Linked DNA regions of Homo sapiens: region 1 is linked to region 2. Evidence: chromatin loops called from intact Hi-C (ENCODE). Cell type or tissue: Caco-2. All regions are shown on one strand. Links, peaks and the distances in the headings refer to the core of each region. The heading gives the core; the rest is flanking DNA. Region 1 overlaps ARHGAP42 (Rho GTPase activating protein 42). Region 2 overlaps ARHGAP42 (Rho GTPase activating protein 42).

What was found. A loop is a pair of places that touch in the nucleus more often than their neighbours do. Peaks named below come from ENCODE experiments on the same cell type or tissue, not always from the same donor. Only the 100,000 strongest peaks of a DNase experiment are listed, where the experiment ranks them.
Region 1: a loop joins it to region 2, with 5 times the contacts of the local background. A loop is called at or near these places in 4 of 110 quality-filtered maps.

Annotation. Positions count from the first base shown.
Region 1 is chr11:100,823,747-100,831,972 of GRCh38, reverse strand. All of the region lies in intron 3 of ARHGAP42 (Rho GTPase activating protein 42), which reads right to left. Among named protein-coding and RNA genes, the nearest start is that of SNORD13I, 110 kb to the left of the region's middle. RefSeq lists enhancers at 2,206-2,929, 2,930-3,655, 3,656-4,381. In Caco-2, for the core only: a CTCF peak has its summit at 3,473 (motif pointing right); a DNase peak (open chromatin) is centred at 3,472.
Region 2 is chr11:100,749,649-100,757,874 of GRCh38, reverse strand. All of the region lies in intron 1 of ARHGAP42 (Rho GTPase activating protein 42), which reads right to left. Among named protein-coding and RNA genes, the nearest start is that of ARHGAP42-AS1, 66 kb to the right of the region's middle. RefSeq lists an enhancer at 6,680-7,879. In Caco-2, for the core only: no CTCF peak of the experiment used is centred there; a DNase peak (open chromatin) is centred at 4,544.

The DNA.
Region 1 (8,226 bases), core at 2,252-4,751, 75 kb before region 2:
TAAAGTCCTATTTGATCAATTAGAAAAAAATGAATTCCTCCATTTCCAAGTGGATTTTGTTCTGAAGTTCCTGTCCCTCACCTTGCCCCGTTAGCTTTTATCTTGAAGTATGAATAGGGCATAGGAGGCATAGAATGCATTTTCCCAGTGAAGAAATATATTTGCCATGTGCCCAAATTAACTCTTGGTATATTTAAACCATTTATAGTGGAAGTATTTAAGCTGGGAATGCACTTTTCCCTCCTTTCCCAGTAAACCAGAAAAAGTAGAAACCTATCTACAGACCACCATGCCCTGGCAGAGGCAAGGAATTCCCCACAAGCAACCCCCAGCAAGAGCAGCAAAAATACTAAGAATAAAATCTTCTACAGTAGCAGTAGCTTGGATGGCAGGAATGTGAGCTTCCCTATACAAAGGCCATCTGTGCTTACAGAACACTGGTGAGTCACTAACATAAACGTGTTTCATCGGATATTTTCTTGACTCCTCTCAAAAAAGAACACCCTATTAACTAATTTTTTTAGTACAATGTTATAATATCCTAACGATGTGGATGACTCCTTTTAAGTCAGTTCCGTGTTTTTCTTAGTAAAATTTTACTTTTATTCATTCTCTTGAACAGTTTTGTTCCCTTCAGGAACTCAGAAATACCCAGTATAATGAAAACCTTGTTTAATAACCTAATGATGATGTTTATGAGGATACTGATGACAGTAAACTGAGCTACCCTTTACAAGGTCCACTCCTCTGTATAATCATCACAACAGCTGGCTGGAGTAGGTGTTACTGGCCCCCGTTCACACACATGGAAATTCAGGCTCCAGGCACTTTGGTAATATGCCCAAGCTCACGTGATTAGAACATAGTGGAAACAGGATTCCAGCACAGCAGATATGAATCCAAAAATCCAAGCACAGAAAATTTCAACTAATATAACTTGCAAATACTTGATTAAATTGAGTCAAATTATCTTACTTTTTTTTCAACTTTGACCCCTTCCCATCTTTCCCTCACCCCGTACATTACTCACGGTATTTTAAGAAGGGAAGAAAAATTATATCCCAAGAAAAATGTTGCCCTCTGCCTTCTTCTCTCTGGCTCTGAAATAGTAACCGTGGTGCCCACCAAGGTTTCTCAAAGCAGGCTATTGACCTTGCCCGAGCTGACAAATTGTTCACCTGTACTCCATCTCCCAACAATGCCAGATGACGGCTCACTCTATGATATTATTATTATAGTTGGCACTAAACCAAATAGATAATTGATTCATTCTCTGTTCACCAAAAGCTGAAATCCTACCCCAGCAACAATCTGACAAGAATATTGGCATCACAGATGAGTTGAGACGTTATTTTCTAGATCAGGGCTTCTCAGACTTTAATGCACACAAGAAACACCTGAGGATCTTGTGACACTGCAGCTTCTTGTTCAGTAGGTCCGCAGCAAGCCTGACATCATGCATATCTAACAAGCACTCAGGCGAGGCTGACGCTGCGGCTCCACAGTCTACACTCAGAAGCAATCATTCTGTTCTCAGCAGAACTCACTAAGAACAAGAAGGAAAGCGCGTGCTCTCCATATTACAGCAGCCACCAAACCACTCAAATTACAGTCACAGGTTGCCAATATGAATCTTAAGTAGCATGGTATCCTTTTCCAAACTGCTACTATGAAATTGGTATTTTTACTTACTGAGGCAATTTGTTGCTGCCTCACAGATAGTGTCTTCCAAAGAGCATTCAGTATAAGTCTCGTCAAGCTTGGGAAATATATTCCTCCTGGTGAGACACACGCATGTGTAATATTGAAAATTGAGATATATTCTAGTATAAAAATAAAAGTTACTAAACCAAGGAGTTTTCAAAGTAATCTGACCATGGAAGAAGATTTTAACTTCTGAGCCCTTACTAACATCCTATTAATATTGCTTTTATTGTTATTCTACTGTCCTACAGAACACATATTTGAAAGATACAAACACACCTTTGGAGAATCCAAAGTATGTAGCTTTGATCAGAATTTTGTCCTTGCTAATGCTGCAAAAGTATGAACTCTAGGACTTAGTCTTATCATCACAAAGTAATTGTAAACATCTTAAATGAATGGATGAATTTTGTTAAAAATAAACTTCAGAGTAAAGAACTAGCCGATTTTGCTCATGTGATTTATAATCAAGGAATACCTGGGTAATTAGAAGATTTTAGAAACAATTTATAATAATCACCAATCAGACAACAAGGGGGAAAATAACATACAACCGTAAACAGATAAAGGAATCATTAACCATTGGAAAATGCCAAAATTGAAGTTTATTATATGCATGCACAATATGAAAAAGGGTAATTTCTATCACTGAACAATATGGCAGTCACTGGCCACCCTAGGGGGCAGAGGAGGAGTCACTGAGGAGGAGCTGTCTGTATCATAGTAAAGTGGGTAATGCCTTTGAAGCTAAGAAGATTCTTTGCATGCCCTGGTCAGCACTACTAGAGCTGCCAGTGTGTCCAGTTAAAATACATCTCCAACCCAGTTTGTAACTATGACTGGTCCTGTGATAGCAGAATTAACCTGGTGAGGTTCTTGAAAGTCTTGAAAGTCTTTTTTTTTTTTTTGAAGACAGGGTCTTGCTCTCTCACCCAGGCTGGAGTGCAGTGGCATGATCCTAGCTCGCTGCAGCCTCAAACACCTGTGCTCAAGTGATCCTCCCGCCTTGGCCTCCCAAAGTGCTGTGATTACAGGCGGAAGCCACCATGCTTTTTTTCCCCAAGCCACCATTCTTCCTGCCTGAAACATGAACCTGATGCCAGAAAGTGCCAACTGCCACAAAGCTATGCTTGTGGTGTGACAAGCATGAGGATAAGGGCCACAGACTAAGGATGGCAGGAAAGGAGAGCAAAGGAGCCTGCACTCCTGGAGGCATCACCTTGGCTGCCTATTTCCAGATTCCTCTTTGCATAAGGCCCATAAACTCATTAATGATTTAAGCCACTATTGTGTTTTGTATTACTTGCAGCCAAACGTGCAAAATTACTTTGCTTGCTGTAATATTCACTAGTTGTGCATCCTGGGCATGTGGCAACTGTTGGGCCTCACTTTACACATCTACAAAATGGTAAGGTAGGCCGAGCATGGTGGCTTCCGCCTGTAATCACAGCACTTTGGGAGGCCAAGGCGGGAGGATCACTTGAGCACAGGTGTTTGAGGCTGCAGCGAGCTAGGATCATGCCACTGCACTCCAGCCTGGGTGAGAGAGCAAGACCCTGTCTCCAAAAAAAAAAAAAAGACAAACAGAAAAGCAGTATCTTTCAACAATTAATAGTAGGTAGGCCCTTTCCCCCTTAAAGTCATGTATGTTGAATCTGAGAGTTCTGCAGGTCTGTCTAGGCAGCTCTGATACCCTGATGCATGCCTATTTATAATGGTTCCTCATACCTTGCTCAGGTTGAAACCACCACCAGGGGTCCACACATATTTGAGCATATCTGGTGAACTGCATTACTATTTCACAGAAGCCTAGTCAGAGACAATGAGGTAGTTTCCTTGAACAAACAAGCTCAGTCATCAGAGAACAGGGGTGAGCACAGCATGTATAGCAGCAATTTGTCAAATCTGTCCCTGGATCAGCTCTGAGGGCTTGAAATAAAGAAAGCTCTAAGCAAAACCACAAGAGTTCTTCCCCTGAACTTTGCAAAACACTAAGGATTTTTTTTTTTAAACTGGGGAAAATCCTTCTAAAGGGTGTAACACAAAAGGAAGAAAAGTATTACCCTCATGCTTTGCCACTGACTACAAATCAGCACTTAGCGGCAAGTGAGACCACTTGGAGGACTGATAGTGTCAAACAAAGCAAGGCATTCTCAACAGCAGGACCCCTGGAATGTTAAGAGCCATGACTTTTACTTCCCATTTTTCACCTGCTCAGTGATAGGCAGCAGTCCTTCACCTGCTCTCAGGGATGAGACTGTGGGCAGACCCTGTGGCTTTTCTGAACACTTAGGAAATAAAAAGCCTCTAAATCTCTTACCCCCACTCCCATGTGGTGAAGGAGAGAACCTATGTTTTGTAAAGGGTAGATTCTAGTTGACTTTTTCTCTTCCACACATCTCCTTTTCTATTACTAACCACTTCCAAGATCACTGTGGGGCATAGTGAAGGAAAGTTCTTGCTTGATACTTAAAGATTCCTTTTCTCTGGCCAAGGAGATGGGCTAGAGCCAGCTCTCTCTTGTGAATATTATTTTCACAGGTTATTTGAGACTTACTTCCTTAGTAGGCCTCCACAACTATGACTTTGCCAATGTGGGCAGTGCCTCTCCTGTGGCCAGCCACACCTTACCCCTCAGCTTCTATACCCCATGGTATTCCCCACAGCCTCATACTGATGAGGTTTCCCATCCTACTGGCATTACCCTTGTAGAAAATGACCCCAGGTAAACATTTCCACTGTGGGTTCACCAACAGGCCCTTGGGATCCATGCACCTTTGGGTTAGGAATGCAGCCACCTGCTGCAAGTTGTGCTGTCTTTTCCACATGCCACAGGCCACATCAGCTTCACAAAGTATGAGTTGCATACCAGACTACCATGACCCCACAACTAGGGGAAAATCACATGGTGTTTTCCAAGTGATTCCATTGAAGGTCCCATCACTCTATGTAAAGATGTAAGGCTTGGCCGGACGTTGTGGCTCATGCCTGTAATCCCAGCATTTTGAGAGGCTAAGATGGGTGAATCACTTGAGGTCAGGAGTTTGAGACCAGCCTGGCCAACATTGTGAAACCCCATCTCTACTAAAAATACAAAAATTAGTTGGGCGTGGTGGCAGCCCATGTAATCCCAGCTACTCGGGAGGCCGAGGCAGAAGAATCACTTGATTCTAGGAGGCGGAAGTTGCAGTGAGCTGCGGTAACGCCACTGCAGTCTAGCCTGGGCAATGAGACTCAGTCTCAAAAAAAAAAAAAAAAAAAAAAAAGGATGTAAGGCTCACAACAAAATTCACCCAAAAAACCCTTCTCACAAAATTCTTTCCCCGTTGCCACCCTCCTCTTTTTTTAAAATCCATGTTAAAGAATTGTGTAATTAACTTTTGCAAATATCCTTTGAAAATCTCTAGCTTGATCTGGTAACTCCCTTCTGTATAGAAAACCAACGGCAAAATATTTTTCCCAGCTGAGCAGCAGAAAGAATTACATACCCCAGAGAGACAGGGGTGACATGAGCAGGAAGGATTTCTTAGGGAGGGTGAGACAGTCCCTGAGGAGTCCCCAAATTTACAAGGTGGGAACAGGAAATTTGGGGGTTTAGAGATCTTGTAATCTTAAAATTGGTGAAGTAAGCAAGTAAAACTTCAACTATTACTGTTAATATAACTACATTGATACTCAGGAGCTGGTAAGGTCTAGATAAATTCACTTTACCTAAATGTAATGATAATAAATTCTAAATTATGGTACATGAGAGAAGAACACAAATTACCCAAAGTTACATCTGTATAGTCTTGAAATGTATTAAATGATTCAGTGTAATTATCAAGTAACTTTATAATGATATTGTCCCTAAGATAATATTAAGGCTACTTTGGATATCCATAGTATAAACCTCTGAAAACATGTAGAAGCATCCTGAGTTGCAGGGATAGTCAGTCTAGGATTTAAAAATCAAACTACAGAAAGTCCACAAAATGGATAACATATACGTTCAATAGCCATCTCATTCATGTGTTTCCCCAAAAGGAAATTATAGGACGTATTCCACACCAAGCCACAGAAATATTTTCTTAAAATTCTTTGTCCAGAAATTATTAAAACCCTGGAATAAGGGTTAGGTGGAATCCTTCAATATAACACTTTCAAGGAGAAGTGAGGGGAGGTGTGGGGAAAGGAAGGAAAGAGAGAGAGAGAGAAAAAAAACAGCATTTTACCAGCTAGAATAAATAATAACTCGTCTACCCACTTGGACTCAGGAACCCTGGACATAAGCTTCTGAGGAACCGATCAAAAACTCTACTGAAGTACAACATCTGACAGCCACGGGAACTCAGCCACTGCATGGTTTTCCTCATCCCATTATGTACAGAGCTTTCTAGCAATGCTGAGCATTTCCAAGCAAATAAATAAACACAAAAGACTACATTTCAAAAACAGCTGCCTAAATTGGAGTCATAAAACACATGCACACTGAATGTGGGTACATGCCCACACAAGCTGGACTTGTAAAGACTGCAGCAAAAGAATGAAAAACAGAAGAAGAAACCTGGGAGTGACACTTTGAAGCAGATTTAAGGAGCATGCTGCGTAAAATATACACTACAGAGTCATCTCATCCATGCAGAAAACTGCACATACAGCCAACACGGTACTGGAGGAAGCTCCCATTCATGTTTTCTTTACTCCAAGACAACACAAGCCAGATGCCAATATCCAAATATTCTTCACGTACAAATTAAGCATTAAATGAATGGTAAAAGTGCTTATTCTGGTATAATAAAAATCGTGTTGTTTTTATTTGAATGGCTGATATAAACAAAACACTTTATTTAATGCCATTAAAGGTTTCAGAGCTAACATTTTCCTAAAACTAAATGCAGCATTTTCAATTGTCCTATGAAGTTATGTTGAACTGTTTATATTATTAAATCGGTATGCCCTCTTCTCATAAAAAATGTTACAGAAGTAACACCCAACTGAATCAGGAACAAGGCATAGTATGAGAAATAAACATAGAACATAATATAAGGACAATATAATAATTTGAAGCCTGAAAGCATCTACATTACTTAATTATTAAACAAGAATGGGTAGTCTATGCCAGTTGATTAAGTAAAGGTATTTCTAATTTCTAGGAGCTACTCATTGTTAATTTTATCAATGAAAATGATGCTGTAAAATTTTTCTAACAAGCACTTCCATTGCCATTACTATTTCAGAGTTACAATGTTATTCCTTGTGATGAATGCACCATACTCCCAATGTTGTTAACCATCCTCCTTTGTCTATTAATTTGTTTATAAAAACATTCACTCATAACAATTATTCAGCCCAGCTGTGCTATGTGCTAAGGCTTCTGAGACAAGTAACACAGCTTCAAGGAGCCTACAGCTTAGAATGGGAAAGAAACCAGTAAGGAATGATTATAAAATCAGGCAAAATGTGTGGTAATAGAGGTAAGGTTATTCAAAACTTGGATGTCAAACTGCTTTCACAGACATAAGTTTATACACAAATCATGGAGTAGGGAGGGAAATGATTATAACCCCAAAATTCAGAGCATGGACTCCAAGATTAAATCTGTCATCTATGATGATATATAGTTGATTAGGAGAAGAGTCTCCGCTAGAGCCCTACATTTTTCACTACACTATGCTGAATTTCCCAGCTCATGAAGATTTTGACAAAAAGTCATCATCATATATCATATATACAACTAGTTATTGAATTCATGTGCTTCCTAGATCCGTATTCGGGACTCCAGTGTAGAAGCTAGTGCAATAACCTGTATGTACTGATCCTGTGAAATTTTAATGACTTTCTGTTCTTTCTTTCTCATTTCTCAACTCTCTCTCTTAACCTTTCCTGTCATCCCTTTCTAGTTGAAAGGACTTCAGTCATTAGTAGTCTATGACTGAAAAACAGTGAGGGCAGCCTTAAAGCAAGCATCATTAAACTTTAACTTAAAAACAAGGCCAAGAGCAGACCACACAATCTATGTAAGCATGTGCAGAAAAGATGTGGCCACCAAGCTATTGAATACTAACTCTATGCTACCCTGGGAACCTTCTCACAAACATTCCTACAGTTTCACTTCCAGAGGCTACTACCCACATGCTGCCGGTGGGTGGGGGATATGCAAGTGCATTCAGATATACTTAATCTGCAAAAGCACAAACACTGTCTTAATTATAATCTAATAATTCTAATAAACTCATGGTTAAATTCATGGCCAAATAATGCCCTTACTTTTTTCAGCAATGCTCTACTTGATTGAAAATCTTTGTTTTAGAATTTTACTTTTGAAATCTGTCAGAATAGCACATTCTTTTCAAATATCCTCAATAATGACATAACCTTTAAATATAGGTGTGGTTTTGGGGGTAAAAATGATTTTTATTAGAGGCAATGCCTTGTTTTCACTGATGATATCATCATAAGAGCTTCTCAGAGGAGGTCATTATTTATAAGGACAAATAAATAATTGTTTATATTTGATAACCTAATATTCTCTGACAGTCT
Region 2 (8,226 bases), core at 3,044-5,543:
GCCTCATCCTTCCAAAAAGAAACAAAAAAGCACACTGTCAAACAGGGTTGAGCCTGGGCTGCCAGGGAAGTAAAGGCACAAAGATCATTATTCTCCATTTACACAGTGTTTTTTTGTGAGTCAATTTCAAGAAACTCATTATCCTACATGTTTACAGACTTCATTTTTCTGCTATCCTACCCCATTTTGACATACTAAAGCAATTTTTGAAACTATTTTGGCAAAAATGGCATTTTTAAATTGCAGATTTCATTATGTACCCTTAGAGCCACCCCATTTTTAAGGTATCACAATAGAGATGATGATTTTTGGTGAACTATACTATTTTATGAATTTTTCTGTTCTAATTTAACTTCCAAGTGTTCCACTTTTAATAGATTGACTTACTACAGCCATCTCACCACCTTACATGCACATGATGGGATTTTTCAAATCATATTAATATTTATAGCCCTTATCTCATTGGAACCCTACTGAGGAAAGAAGCTGTGTAGGTAATTATCTCCATTTTACAGATGAGGAAACTAAGGCTCAAGGTTAAGTGACTTACCCAAACAACAGAATCAGGACAGGAATCTCAATCTGCCATGTCAAAATCAACCCTCTTTCTATACCACCTTAAATAACTATGGATGTTCCTTTTAAGCCTATAATTCTACCATACTGGATTTAGCTAAGTAGCAAATACAAATTTCATTTTCATATCATTTATAATTTTCATGTCTTATTTACCATTTTCTCACTTTAAAAAGTCTCATTCTTATTGATCTTCCTATATTCTCACCACGTAACTATTTTAACTGCCAATGTATTATATATTTACATGGAATGATTATTATAAAAATCCATAAATGTCTTTAAAGAAGATATGCATCTTATGTTTAAAGTATTATTTTTATTATTACGGGGTGATTCATGATACTGATCAGAAAGCATAAAAATAAATCTCAATCTTTTATTCTAAAAACTAAGCACAAAGTAAAACTCATTCACCTAAAATGCTATGCTGTTTATTTGAGCCATTAACATGTATGCACTTCAATGATCTGTACACAGAGAGCAACTGCCTGCTGTGATTCTGAATAGTGAAGATTTTTATTTAGCAACCAGAACTGAGGAATTCCAACTGTGTCAACTTGTGCAACTACGTCTGGCTGTAGAGCTTTCCAAACTTTGGAAGACATGTTATCTCTAATTATCATCTTACTGCAAATAAAAGAGACTTTCATACAAATGATACACACAATTTATGCCAGGCTTTAATCAGCATGTAATCGGCCTATGATTGGGTCACCATTCAATAAAAAACTTAACAAATGTATATGCCGTTTTCAACTCTCTAAGCATTTTTGGCTTACTTCAAAACTTCTTATCATCGGTTCCACAAATACTACAAATTTTAGGTGCTGTCATTTTTATTTACTACAGTTCATATATTCTAAGATGATAAATTGTATTTAAAAATATATTTATTTTTGAGACAGGGTCTTGCTCTGTTGCCCAGGCTAGAGTGCAGTGGCATGATCATTGCTCACTGCAGCTTCAACTGCCTGGGCTCAAGCTATCCCCCTGCCTCAGCCTACAGAGTAGCTAGGACTAAAGATATATGACACCATGCCCAGCTACTTTTTTTTTTTTTTTTTTTTTTTTTTGTAGAGACAAGGTCTCACTGTATTGACCAGGCTAGTCTCGAGCTCCTGGCCTCAAGCCATCCTCCTGTCTTAGCCTCCCAAAGTGCTGAGATTACAGGCATGACCCACCATGCCTGGCCAAAGACGATATATTGTAAGACCTCTATCCAATTTTAGAAATGCTAAAATATTAAAACTGTGAAACTTAGATTCAGTGAGTCATAGTGTACCTTTATATTTTATATTTCCATCAGTCATATTAAATAATGACATTATATAGAGCATGACATTGTCAATTAAGGAAAAGCATTATCCCTAACCTCAAATAGTTAATAACCTAATGAGACAAACAGCATATACTGCACTGCCTCAACTTCCTTTTCCTATCTTTGAACACCACAAAACCTTAACACCATGAAAAACCTATCTTGTAAATAGATCTCTGTTGTCCCTGTTATGACAGGGGGGAAATAAGAAATAAGTTCTCTCTTAGTTTTTCATTCATGCACATCTAGGGCCTGATACCTTCAACCTGATATCTTCAACTTACTACTATTCCCTTGGGTTTGTTTTTGGCAGATGGTCTAAGCCTAAAACAAGACAATGAGACTCAAAGAAGACAATGAGCTGACAATGGCTACCAGCAGCTGCTTATTTATATAAGTCATCTGAGAACCCTAGAAATGCTCAATCAGTGGAACTGTGTGCAATATTTTGGCAAGGACTCTCCAGATAATGAACAAGATAGTACTAATATCTCTCTGTATTTTCAGGACGAAAACTCATGAGAAGAGATGTACATCTGAGAAATGAAATTGTGTATACTGTTACTGCTTTTTCCATATGCTCATAACTTTTTAAGTATGGAAAATTATCTATAATCTAAGACTCACATTCACATTCAGATGTTGTGTAGTGCAGGGACCCAGCCCATTGTGATTCAAGGTCAATGACTTTTATGATAAATAAAGTTTGGGAACCAGTTGCTACGAGGTCTGTGGTGGGGATGGGGCAGGAGCAAGCATTGTCTTCAGCCTCCACATATGTGCGTGCATGCACATGTGTGCACACACACTCTTACACCCTAGCATTTATCACTAACCCGTAGCATATTTAACTCACTAATCTGCCACCCACACCCCCTGCCATTAGAATCTAAATTCTATGAAAGCATAAATGTCAGCCTATTTTGTTCACTGTTCAACAAACAGATTTGGGCCTAGTATTTAAAGGCACTTAGCTAGTTTTCCATAAACAGATGAATGAGACCAAAAGCATCCAGAGTAAAGTCCTCCAATAGTGGTCTTCTTAAGATATGTATATCCTATAGTGGAATAAAGCTGGATAAGCACAGCACTTTTTTATTATTACTTTCATGTGAAAACAAATACAAATAAATTACAGAATAAAGTAAAAAATATACTTTAATGAAATTTTGGCTCGTCATTAACAGAATAAAGCTACGTAGTGATTACTCTTATTGGGCAAGAGGGGTAGGAGTTTAGAATGGGGTATGGGTTGCCTCTGTTCTCCCTTGAGGAGTGATTTTAAAGGAATGTGTAGAAAGCATTATACTGGAACTAAAGCATCACAAACAAAAACAGCATTCTTTTTAAAAATACATCTATAAAGAAATTAATGTTTTCTACTTATACATTTCAATATTAAACAATGTTCCTTAAAGCTAACCTGAATCATGTAATCAAAGACTAAAATTAAGTTTTCCCAGAAGTTTATTTTCTACAAGTATGGAATAGAACTCAGCAAGGAGAAAGAAGATAATTAGGAGTGGCCTGAACGCAAGGTTCCTTAAAGTACCAGTTGGTTTCTGAGAATCATAAAGTAAGCACCTGACATAAAAGATCTTCATTTCCCTACTAAATATTTCAAGTATGTCTGATTTCTAGGTCATTGCTCAGGGCCTTAATTCCAAATTGAGAAAGATTTCTTTAATGTTCCTCCACAATCTAGCAGTGTTCATGTTTACAATGAATGGTAAAAACTGTATTCATCCATACAGATAAAACCACTATAGTTAAGGGGAATCTTACCAATTCGGTGAGAAAGATTTTTTTTTAACATCTCCCATATTAACCAGTCTAAATTTAATTTAAACCCATTTTATCATGTAGTTATAAGTAGCACTAATGGGAATTAAAGTTAAAGATTTACAATTTAAATAATCTTCTGGGGCCATGTGGCCAAAATAGCAGATTAGAGGCAGCCTCTGCCACTTGGAAAGACAAAATATTGAGTTGAAATTCACACTGTTCACTTTTTTCCATGGAGCAATGCAGGAACTTAACAGGAAAATGGGAAGAAACCAAAGACTCTTTGAAAGAAGCTGCAGGCTGCAGCCTACACTGAGAGCCAGGTGGAAAAACTGTAAGTCTCCAGAGTGTGAGAGAGGAAGAGACTGCCTCCAGGATACACATTACCACCGGGAAAGCTGGCAATCCAGCCTACAGAGGGAGGCCTTAATCCTATCCAGTGTGGGAACTGATATAGCAAGCGGTGGGGCATGTAAAAGTAGGAACAGCAGCAAGAAGAGCCTTGCACGCACTTCCAGTCTCCAGCACAGGCGGAGGGAAACCATTCCTGATTCTAACTGACAGGGGACCTCACAGAAATCTGCCAACTAACTCAGGCAGTGGCAGCAGGTTGAAAGAAGCTCTCAAATGAAATTCATAATATAATCTCAAGTGGGGACAAACTCCCTTGGCCAGAACCAGGGGTTGAGTGGGAAGCACTTTCCTTGAAATTGCTCCAGCCACAGGCACAGGAGATGGGCACCCCAGCTTTGTGGGCAGATGAGGAGTGGCATTGCCTGAAAGCCAGTTCCTGTCTCCAAGGAAAAGAATGACGGCCTGGGGCAGTATTGAGCAAAGACGGCCTGGAATTCAGCTAGCTGCTGCTAGTGAACACTGCAGGTGAGAGACCTGCCTTATCAAGTGCATGGGAGCTGGGTGAGGCTTCCTGCTGCCTGTTACTCCCCACTCCCTGAGCGAACTCTTCTGTGCAGCAGAAGCTACACTCCTTCCTGGAACATCACCCCAGCGGCCAGAGAACCAGTCCCCTCACCCCCACAGGGGCCTCTGCTTGCCCTGTACACAGAGAACCAGAGCAAGGGCCTGCCTGACCCAGCTCCCACCTGGCTTTGCCCCTCAACCTGCCCTGGTAACTTAACACAAGGGACAGAACTTCTGGGAGCCCTACGGCCCCAATCATCATCTGGAAACCAGAGTACATCCCCTGGGTAACATAAAGCAAGCACAAATCCCATCACTATTGTGGCAGCTGGCATTCTCTTGCGAGCATCACCTTCTGGCTGGAAGCCAACCAACACAGACCATTACAGCATCCACAGGTACAATAACACTGCACCCAGGAAGGAGAAAACTTGTGCATGAGCTATCACTATAGCCTGCACCACCCTGGCTAACCAGAAGGTCCTAAGTCTGTCCACAGGACAAGTTCATTACTATTACAACCAGAATTTGAGAAAGCCAACAAACTAAGACTACTTATAACCAAGAAATCTCAGAGTGTATGTCACGCCCCCATCAGAATGGGTGCTGGCTGGTACCCACTGCTGAGAGGGTTGAGGACAGGTTACATCACTGGATTCCTTGCAGACATTACCCAGCACCAGCCTGAATTACGGCAGACTCACTGGGTGGCTAGACCAAGAGGAACAACAGTAGTCACAGTAGTCTGGCTCTCAGGGACTCCTACCCCTAGGGAAGAGGGAGTGCCCCACATTAAGGGAACAGCCAGTAGTACAAAAGAATCCAGATGGCAAGCCTTGAGTCCCAGATCTTACCACTGGTGAGAAGTTTCAGCAGTGGCACAGTTGCAGCGCTGGGCTCAGCTAGGATAGTCTGCAACAATACCCCAACAGGCAGGCAGCCCTGGTGCTCATGAAGGGCCTTGGAAAAGGGAACTTCTTTTACCCCTCATCCATGACTGTGAAATAACTGGGGCTTCTCTCACTGGAGCTTGGTGTGGGTGCACCTATAGATAACCTTTCTGGATCACTGCAGGTTGACTACATCCCCAGAGGTGGAGCACCCTCCAGGTTCAGGCTTGCACGAGAGGCACAGTCACAATTCCTCTCTGGTTGGAACATCAACATTTCTGCAGATGAAAAAAAGGTACCTGTTGGGCTGGGTGCAGTGGCTCCTGCCTGTAATCCCAGCACTTTGGGAGGCCAAGGTGGGTGGATCATCTGAGGCCAGGAGTTCCAGACCAGCCTGGCCAACCTGGTGAAACCCCATCTCTATTAAAAATACCAAAATTAGCTGGGCATGGTGGCAGGCACCTGTAATCCCAGCTACTCGGGAGGGTGAGGCAGGAGAATTGCTTGAACCTGGGAGGCAGAGGTTGCAGTGAGCCAAGATCGCACCATTGCACTCCAGCCTGGGCGACAAAGGGAGATTCCGTCAAAAAAAAAAAAAAAAAAAAAAAAAAGGTGCCTGTCTGATCTGAATAACCAGAACACTGGGATAGGAGTGTGTCTGTGAGGTGGATCACTTCCCTGCTGGCCTGGTAGGAGAGCTGAGGTGGCTCCCCCTTGCCTGTGTTAAGACCTCAGTGTGTTTCAGTGAGGGCTTTCCCAGCTGCTACCTCTGTCAAGGCTGGGACCTCCATCCACCACTGGGTATTGCATTTACCCATCTACTTTATCTACAACAGGTTTCTACCCAGGAACACCTCTCCTGCTGGTCTGAAGACTGAACTAATCAACCCAGCAAATAAAATACTGCAGAAAAAAAAAAATAAAAAAGTATAAATTAGCTGGGTATGGTAGTGCATGCCTGTAAGTCTCAGCTACTCAGAAGGCTGGCGCAGGAGAATCGCTTGAACCCAGGAGGTGGAGGCTGCACAGTGAGCTGAGATTGTGCCACTGCATTCCAGCCTGGAAACAGAGCAAGGCTCCCTTTCAAAAAAAAAAAAAAAAAAAACACACACACACACTATATATATAACACACATACACATACATCAGCCAGGCACATGGCTAACACCTATAATCCCAGCTCTTTGGGAGGCGAAGGCAGGAGAATCACCTGAGGTCAGGAGTTCAAGACTAGCCTGGCCAACATGGTAAAACCCCATCTCTACTAAAAATACAAAAATTAGCCAGGCGTGGTGGCAGGCCCCTGTAATCCCAGCTACTTAGGAGGCTGAGGCAGGAGAATCACTTGAAACTGGGAGGTAGAAGTTGCAGTGAGCCAAGATCATGCCATTGCACTCCAGCCTGGGTGACAAGAGCAAAACTCCATCTCAAAAAAAAAAAAAAAAAAAGTATACATCAAGGAAGAATGAAGAAAGCTTCAAGAGACCTCTGCAGTTCAAGACCTGTAGGAGGTGGTTGTTAGATTTGAGTTCTAAATTTCTCTTCAAAGAATCAATATGTCAGTATGTTCAGTACTTTGCCTTCTACTTTTAAACTTAACTTCCTTATAAAGCAACCATATTCGATAACCTGCTCCACCCTGACTCATTCCGACTACCTGCTCCGCCCTGACTCATTCTCCACCCTGACTCATTCCGATTTCCTGCTCTGCCATAACCATTTTTCCCGCCAAACCACTCACCCCATCACTCTCTTTAAATTAGCCAATCGTAATTAGTTTAGCCTGTGCGGTCTAACCCTAGCCAATAGGGGAAGGACACAGCAGCAGGGGCCACGTGCATCAGGAATAAGAACCCCTTCCCCTCCCTTGTCCAGGTGCTCCACCCTGACTCATTCTGACTATCTGCTCTGCCCTGACTCATTCTCCACCTGACTCATTCCGATTTCCTGCTCTGCCATAACCATTTTTACCGCCAAACCACTCACCCCGTCACTCTCTTTAAATTAGCCAATCGTAATTAGTTTAGCCTGTGTGGTCTAACCCTAGCCAATAGGGGAAAGACACAGCAGCAGGGGCCACGTGCATCAGGAATAAGAACCCCTTCCCCTCCCTTGTCCAGGTATGCACTCACCATTGCTCCATCTGTAAGGGCACACCCTTCTATAGAAGTACGTTGCCTTGCAGAGAATTAAAAATAAAATTTTATATTCCAGTGCTATTTCTGTTGCAGCACCAAAACTTTATTTATAACAATTTGGGGGCTCATCCAGGATTACATTCCCCTCTGGGGGGCAGTCTCTGGTTTTCTCTCATGAGAAGGGGCATCCCACCCCCTTGTGGCAGCCTCAGGGGTGAGAAATCAGGAGAAATAAGGAGAAATCAGGACCCAGTGTGAGGAATAACCTGAGCTCTCAGCAACGCGGAAAGAAACTGGCCAGCAACCTAGCTTAAAGGATCCTCACATACTATGGCGACAACTCTGTGCACAGACCAAATAAGGAGAAGCTGCGGGAGCCGGTAAAGTACCTCCTTGGTGGTCAAATTCTAGAGGGCTAAATGTGTGTGGGGGTGAATGATCACAAACGACCCTACTTGCAGTGTTGTTCCAGTGGATGGTGATAAGTCCTACTGCTGGACGGAGCGAGTGGGTCCTCTCTGTGGTTCTGTAGCTACCTCATATGGCTTAAGGCAGATCCTGCGGTGGAAGTTATATCGGTACGCCTATCGGAAACACT